Linked DNA regions of Homo sapiens: region 2 is linked to region 1. Evidence: read pairs that join two places in POLR2A ChIA-PET (ENCODE). Cell type or tissue: OCI-LY7. All regions are shown on one strand.

Region 1 (4,000 bases):
GTAAATAAATGCTTATGGCCTTGCTCCAGTAAAACTTTATTTGCCAAAAAAAAAAAAAAAAAAAAAAGCCAATGGGTCAGATTCAGCCCTTAGGCCATAGTTTGCTGATCCCTGGATTAGGTAATAGTTGATAATAAACAGTTTGTATCACAGTCACTTATAGTCCTTTGATGAGGCATTCAGTCTCTACCATACCTAATAGCATAATTAGGATCTGTTTTTCAAATGATAGATGATTTTCTGCAGAGGAAGGCATAGTCTTATTCTCCAAACCTGGAATTTTGTACTGTGATACTTCTCTGGAAACTTGCCAGAGCTTCTATTCCACATCTTGGATTGTCATGGAATGAGTGTTTTGGGCCATTGCAGCCCAGACCTACTGCAGAGATCTTACTTGTTCCAGGCCTAACTCAAAAATGTCAGTCTTAGAGTTTACTAGGTAAATGGTTTGGTGAGATGTGTCTTAATAATGCATGCATTGCCTCCAAAATCTAAAGAGGCTTTACAAATGATACAAAGTACAAGTTGCCTCTTATTTTAGAAGAGATAGCCTGACATGTCTCAGACCATTGGATCCCTAAAAACTTTACAGATGTGATAGGACCCTGAACTTTGTCCCATCTGGTTTACATTTGTTTTATTATTGGCATCCACAGTGCTTGCTCCTGTTGAGAGATGCAACTTACCATGGGCTCTGAGCAGGCCTACACATTCTTGCTGGCTATGCTAAGAATGTGAAGCCCTTATTAATTTCTACATAGGCCATTTCTCAGGATTGTGTTTGCAGAAATCTTGAGGGACGATAGGATGTCTCCCTGCCCAGGCATAGTACTATAAAAACAGTCAAATCTCCAATTCGCTCTTCCTTTCCTGTAATACAACCCACTGTGTGTGCAGGCATCCATCAAGGGCCCTTTGTATGGTCCCATGAGACTTAGGAAGCAGGAGGAATCAATGTGAATGAACATGCTGACACTCTAGCTACTGTTTTTTCTGTGAATAATAAAGTCTTGTCTCTAACCCAAAACTGTCATATTTTCTGCTGGCCTTTATGAAACTGGCACGCTAACTCTTTAGCTTGCAAGAGGGATAAAATCTCAGACTCACACAATTCTTGACAAGTACTTCTTGCTCACCAGGTTTAATTAGCAAATGTCATCAATATAATGGACCAGTGTGATACTAAGATCCAGGTCTCTCTGAACAATATTACAGTATAGGTAGGAAATTTGACGAGCCCTGAGGCAGGACAGTAATGCTACAGCATTGTACCACTACTTAAGTACAAAGTGCTTCGGTTTTTCAATACTGGATGAATGGGGAAAAACAAGAAAAATGCATTTTGCTTGATTCATAGCTGCAAACCAGCTGACAAAGGTATGTTGATTTGTGTATAAAAATAACACATCTGAAACTGTAGTGTAATAATTGGCATCATCACCTAATTGCTATAATCTACTATCATTTTCCAGAATCTATCTGGCTTTTGCACTGGCCAAATAAGTGGAGAAAGTGGGTATATGGACAAAATCACTATCCCAACATCTCTCAGGTATTCAGAATAATCTCTGAATTGCCGTGGTGGGAAAATGGTGATTTTCAGGGGCTTCCACTTGGCCCTTTCTCCAATAATTGCCCTTGTTCCTTGGATCTAGGAACCAGTGTGAGAATGTGGTCAGTAAGTGTTCCTATTTTATATTCTGGAAATGGGTGGATCCAAAGGACACTTGGTAAGACAGATTCTGACTTAGATGCCATCTGTCACCGGTTCTTGAGAAGCTCTCACTATGTCTGGTGGTCCACAGTGACATTTTAGGATTCTGGAGTATAGCAGAAAGGCAGAGCTATTATCTCATTATCTAATAACCCTTAGGAAGTCAAGTTCCTGCCCCCAATCCATATTCATGTGGGTAAATGACTGCAGTTCCCTCTGGGGAATTGTTGAGAGAAGATTTATGGTATTCGTGTTGCAGGGTTCTTTCTAGTCAAGGAGCTTTGGGTGTATGAACTGTCTTAAGTTTGGAAAGTGGGTAAAAGGCATAACTGCCACAACATTGGCTTCAGTTAGGTTTTTTGCTTTGCATATGTGGTATTTCTCTGCCTATATATGTTAGGCAGCACCATAGTATATAGCTCATCTTATTTATAGGGCCCTTGAGAAACTGGCCATTGCCACAGATCCCTGCCTCTAATTACAATTCTGCCATTAGCATATTGTGGTAAGAACTATACCACCTTGTCTATTAAGTGCCAATCGACTTTGACCACTTGTGGATCATATAATTCACATGGAGATCAGAGAACCTATTTTCATTATTGATCCTCTATCATCATTTCTGGCCTATAAAAAATAGTCACCCAGGTCTTTTCATGGATGCTGGAGTCCTTTTTATTAGTTAATGCATTTATCAACACCTTGGTAAAAGGAGAATGGGTGGAGGGTGTGCATGTTTAGATGTGACTTGGCCAAGCAGGTTGCACATGTAGATTTTCTCCAACATTCCTATCTTCCTGAGCTTTTGGACTCCTTCGTGTACAGAATGCCAGGTAGTTTGAGCATTTTGACCTAACTGCCTGTTTTGTTTTTGTTTTTATAAAGACCATGTCTCACTTTGTTGCTGGTTTTTAACTCCTGGGCTCAAGCGATCTTCCTGTCTCAGCCTCCCAAAGTGCTGGAATTACAGGCATGAGCTACCGTGCCTGGCCTTGACCTACCTGACTGTAAACCACTACTGAGTTCAGTTTTCAATTAGTGAACCTATTAAACTATTAAAGCCATTCCCAGGTACTTCGGACATTGTATTAATTAAATGGGTAAAGTGCACCCATGACAATAAATTTGGCCTTATTGTTCCTTATGATTTGTCCTCTTGGTCTAACACCATTACATTCCACCTTAGACTGTCAAAATCTTTTAACTCTTTGCTGTATAGGCTGTTTCCTCCCTCCCACAGCATATCTTGCACTCTCCTCCGTCCAAGTTTTATTTTTTGGAGCCTAACTAAGCTAATGGAGAGGTCGTGGGGGGTAGATGCTGAGGAGAACTGGAAATGACTTGTGAGGCTCTGCTCCAGGGTTTTGTTTTGTTGTTTTTTTTTTTAAGCCTCTATGAAAGAATTTTTTTTTTTTTTTTTTTTTTTTTTGACAGCGTCTTGCTCTCTTGCCCAAGCTGGAGTTCAGTGCCATGATCTCGGCTCACTGCAACCTTGCCCCCACCCCCCACCCCAGGTTCAAGCGATTCTTCTGTCTCAGCCTCCGGGGTAGGTGGGATTACAGGCATGCTCCACCACGCCTGGCTAATTTTTTTATTTTTAGTGGAGACGGCATTTCGCCATGTTGGCCAGGCTGGTCTCAAACCCCTGACCTCAAGAATCCGCCTGCCTCAGCCTCCCAAAGTGCTGGGTTACAGGCTTGAGCCACCGTGCCCAGTGGAAAAATTTCGTTTAAATATTGTTAAGGTCCAACTTCAGGTGAAATTGGACACCATTGAATATAATTTCATGTCTCATCTTCCTTATTTTGATTTCCCATTGACTTCTCTTTTTACATGTTTTGTGTAACCATACATACATCCAGACATTATTTTTATTTTTTAAGTTTTCTACTGCCTTTAGAGGCAATATAGTGTAGTGGGTAAGAGCAAGACTAGGGCCAAACTGCTGGGATTACAGGCATGTGTACCTATCTGGGTTATGCCACTTCCTACTTAGCTGTATGACCTGTATTCCTCATCTGTAAGATACAAATAATGGTACCTACGCCCTAAGAGATACCTCGTAGGTTTAAGGCAAAGGTTGAGATAAATAGGTAAAGGATTTTTAAAAAATCCCTAGCCTAGGGTCGGGCGCCGCTCAGGCCTGTAATCCCAGCACTTTGGGAGGCCGAGGCGGAGGCAGGCGGATCACTTGAGGCCAGGAGTTCCAGACCAGCCTGGCCAACATGGCGAACTCCCCTCTCTACCAAAAATACAAAAATTAGCCAGTCGTGGTGAGGCGCGCCT
Region 2 (4,000 bases), 1.0 Mb before region 1:
GAGGATGTCCTTATGAGAAGAGACACAAGCGAAAACACATAGGAAGAACCTGCATGTCAGAGGCAGAGAATGGAGTGATATATCCACAAGCCAAGGAAAGACAAGGATTGCTGCCAATACCAGAAGCTAAGAGAAAGGCATGAGCCACATTCTCCCTTAAGCCTTCAGAGAGAACACGGCACTGTCAACACCCTGACTTCTGACTTCTGGCCTGCAGAATGGTGACAGAATAAATTTGTTGTTTTATACCATCTAGTTTGTAATAATTTGATACAGCAGTTACAGAAAACTAATGAAGGCATATCTCATTTTATTGTGCTTCACACATTGTGTTTTTTATAAACTGAAGGTTTGTGGCAACCCTATGTGAAGTTAGTCTGTTAGTGTCATTTTTCCAATAGCATGTGCTCACTCCATATCTCTGTGTCACATATTGGATATTCTTGCAATAATTCAAACTATGTCACTATTATTATATCTTTTATGGTGGTCTGTGATCAGCAATCTTTGATGTTACTGTATTTGTTTTGGGGCACCATGAATCATGTCCAAATAAAACGGTAAACTTAACGATACATGGTGTGTGAATGTTCTGACTGCTTCACTGCACCAGCCGTTCCCATCTCTCTCCCTCTCCTTGGGCCTCACTATTCCCTGAGACACAACAATAATGAAAATTAAGCCAATTAATAACCCTACAATGGCCTTCAAGTGTTCGAGTGAAAGAAAGAGTCACCCATCTCTCACTTTAAATCAAAAGCTGGAAATGATTAAGCTTAGTGAGAAAGGCATGTCAAAGGTCAAGACAGGTCAGAAGCTAGTAGCTCAGAAGCTAGGCCTCTGGAGCCAAACAGCCAAGTTGTGAATGCAAAAGAGAAGTTCTTGAAGGAAATTAAAAGTGCTAGTCCAAAATGGTACATTATCAGTGGTTGCTGAAGCTCGGAGCTGGTCTATTACACTATTTTGTTTATTTTGAATGTGTTTAAAATTTTCTATAATTGAGTAAAACATCTGTATAAAAAGACAAAAGAAAAAAGTGATACTCAGTGAACACACCAATGATAAGAAAGTGAAACAGCCTTACGGCTGAGACAGAGAAAGTTTTAGCGGTCTGGATAGAAGATCAAACCAGTCACATTTCCTTAAATCAAAGTCTAATCCAGGGCAAGGCACTAACTCCCTTCAGCTCTGTGAAGGCTGAGAGTGGTGAGGAAGCTGCAGAAGAAAAAATGGAGTTAACAGAGGTTGGTCCATGAAGTCCAAGGAAATATGTCATCTCTATCATATAAAAATGCAAGTTGAAGCAGCAATTGCTGAAGTAGAAGCTACAGCAAGTTATCCAGAAGATCTAGCTAAGATCATTGATAAAGGTGGCTACACTAAACAACAGATTTCCAATATGGATAAAACAGCCTTCTATTTGAAAAAGATGCCATCTAGGACTTTTATAGCTAGAGAGAGGTCAATGCCTGGCTTCAAAGCTTCAAGAACAGGCTCTGGTTAAGGGCTGACGCAGCTGGTGAACCCAATGCTCATTTAGCATCCCCTGAAAATCCTAGGGCCCTTAAGAATTATGCTAAATCTACTCTGCCTGTGTGCTATAAGTGGAAAAACAAAACCTGGGCAACAGCACATCAGTTTACAGCATGGTTTTTTGAGTATTTTAAGCCCACTGTTGAGACCGACTGCTCAGAAAAAGATTTCTTTCAAAATATGACTACTAATTGACAATGTACCTAGTCACCAACAGCTCTGATGGAAATATACAAGATGATTAATGTTGTTTTCATGCCTACTGACACAACATCCATTCTACAGCCCACGGATCAAGGAATAATCCACTTTCAAGTCTTCTTATCTAAGAATACGAAATACATTTCTTAAATCTATAGCTGTCATAAACAGTGATCACTCTGATAGATCTGGGTAAAGTAAACTGAAAACCTTCTGAAAAGGATTCACCATTCTAGATGCCATTAAAAACGATTGTCATTCATGGGAGGAAGTCAAAATATCAATGTCAATAGGAGTTTGGAAGAAGTTGATTCCAACCCTCATGGACGACTTTGAGGGAGTCAAGATTTCAGTGAAGGAAGTCACTACAAATGTGGTGGAAACAGCAAGAGAACTAGAATTAAAAGTAAGCCTGAAGATGTAACTGAATTGCTACAATCCCATGATAAAACTTCAATGGATGAGGAGTCGCTTTTTATAAATGAGCAAAGAAAATGCGTCTTAAGACGGAATCTACTCCTGATGAAAATGCTGTGAACATGGCTAAAATGACAACATAGGATTTAGAATATTCCATAAACTTTTAAGCAGCAGCAGGGTTTGAGAGGATTGACTCCAATTGTACAAGATTTTCTACTTTGGGTAAAATGCTATCAAACAGCATCATATGCTACAGAGAAATTTTTCATGAAAGAAAGAGTCAATTGATGTGGCAAGCTTTATGGTTGTCTACTTTTAAGAAAACGACACAGCCACCAGCCTTCAGTGACCGTCACCGTAATCATTTAGCAGCCATCAACATTGAGGTAAGACCCTCCACCAGCAAAAATATTATGAACTGCTGAAGGTTCAGATGATCGTTAGCATTTTTTGGCAATAAAATATTTTTTAATTATGTATATTTTTTAGACATAATGCTATTGCACACTGTATAGACTACAGTATAGTGTAACTCTAACTCCCATATGCACTTGGAAACCAAAAGATTCATCTGACTCGCTTTATTGCAAGATTCACTTTATTGCAGTGGTCTAGACTAGAACCTGCAATATCTCTGAATAATGCCTGTATAGAGCTAGGGCCCACAGCATTGTTTCCTGGACCACAATAGGCAGGGTATGGTTCTAGGGTCCCCCAAATAGCAGGATTTTTCTTACTGTAACTGTGTCTTGACCAGAGCAGTGGCTGTATGGCCCTAGACCGGTGGACTTCTGATCACAGAAGAGGCAGAAACTCCCTTGGGGGCCTGGTACTGGGACATTCTGCTGGAAGCTCAAACTCCCTCACAACCATTAAATACTATTAAATGTTCAGTAACAAATTCCTTTCCACTTAAAAAAAGTGATTAGAGGAGTAAACGGGAGAACTATGTAACTAAAGACAATCTTTACTGACAGCTGATTTTTTGTTGTTGTTGTTGTTGTTGCATTTTTAGTAAAGATGGGGTTTTGTCATGTTTCCAAGGCTGGTCTCAAACTCCTGGGCTCAAGCAGTCTGCTCAGCCTCGGCCTCCAAAGCGCTGGGATTACAGGTGTGAGCCACAGTGCCCAGCCAACAGCTGATATTGTAAATACTCAAAGCCATAAAAGTGAAGGTGAAAACAATATGTCATTCAACAATAAAAAATATTTCTTAACAGTAAATACATTATTAAAACTTTATTTTAAATGCATTTTGAAAATGGAAAAAAATGTCAGTTTTCACTGAATACCACACCTACCACCAGACTACTCTAAACATATTCTAACAACAAAGACGGTGATGAGAACAAAGGAAGTCAATTTGTAGGTTGCCATGAAAAATAAGAAATAATTCGTTCCATAAACCAATCCTCCCCCCAGAAAAATCTTCTTATATAAGACCTTTCAATTTACATGTATTTATTGACTAACAAACCACACCTAGAAATAAACTGTTTGGAATAAAGATATACTATTTGCATAAAACAAATGACCTATTCTAGGTGTCTCTTTTTTTAATTTTTTTTTTATTTTTTTTAGAGACAGGGTCTCACTCTGTCACCAGGTGGGAGTGCGGTGGCATCATCACAGCTCACTGCAGCCTCGAAATCCTAGACTCAAGCCATCCTCCAGGCCCAAGCAATCCTCCTGCCTTAGCCTCCCAAGTAGCTGGGATTACAGGTGCGTGCCACCAAGCCCAACTAATTTTTTTTAAATTTTTTGTAGTGACAGGGTCTCACTATATTGATCAGGCTGGTCTTGAACTCCAGGTCTCAAGCAATCTTCCCACCTTGGCCTCCCAAAGT

Evidence for each region. Peaks named below come from ENCODE experiments on the same cell type or tissue, not always from the same donor. Only the 100,000 strongest peaks of a DNase experiment are listed, where the experiment ranks them.
Region 2: POLR2A ChIA-PET joins it to region 1 with 8 read pairs; 1 of 35 experiments calls an interaction of 5 or more read pairs at or near these places.

What each region holds. Positions count from the first base shown.
Region 1 is chr1:197,147,477-197,151,476 of GRCh38, reverse strand. No RefSeq gene overlaps it. Among named protein-coding and RNA genes, the nearest start is that of ASPM, 2.8 kb to the right of the region's middle. In OCI-LY7, no CTCF peak of the experiment used is centred here; no DNase peak of the experiment used is centred here; H3K27ac peaks cover 216 bases.
Region 2 is chr1:198,163,246-198,167,245 of GRCh38, reverse strand. The region is part of intron 1 of NEK7 (NIMA related kinase 7); the gene reads right to left. Among named protein-coding and RNA genes, the nearest start is that of NEK7, 8.2 kb to the right of the region's middle. RefSeq lists an enhancer at 1,126-1,225. In OCI-LY7, no CTCF peak of the experiment used is centred here; no DNase peak of the experiment used is centred here; H3K4me3 peaks cover 1,315 bases; H3K27ac peaks cover 15 bases.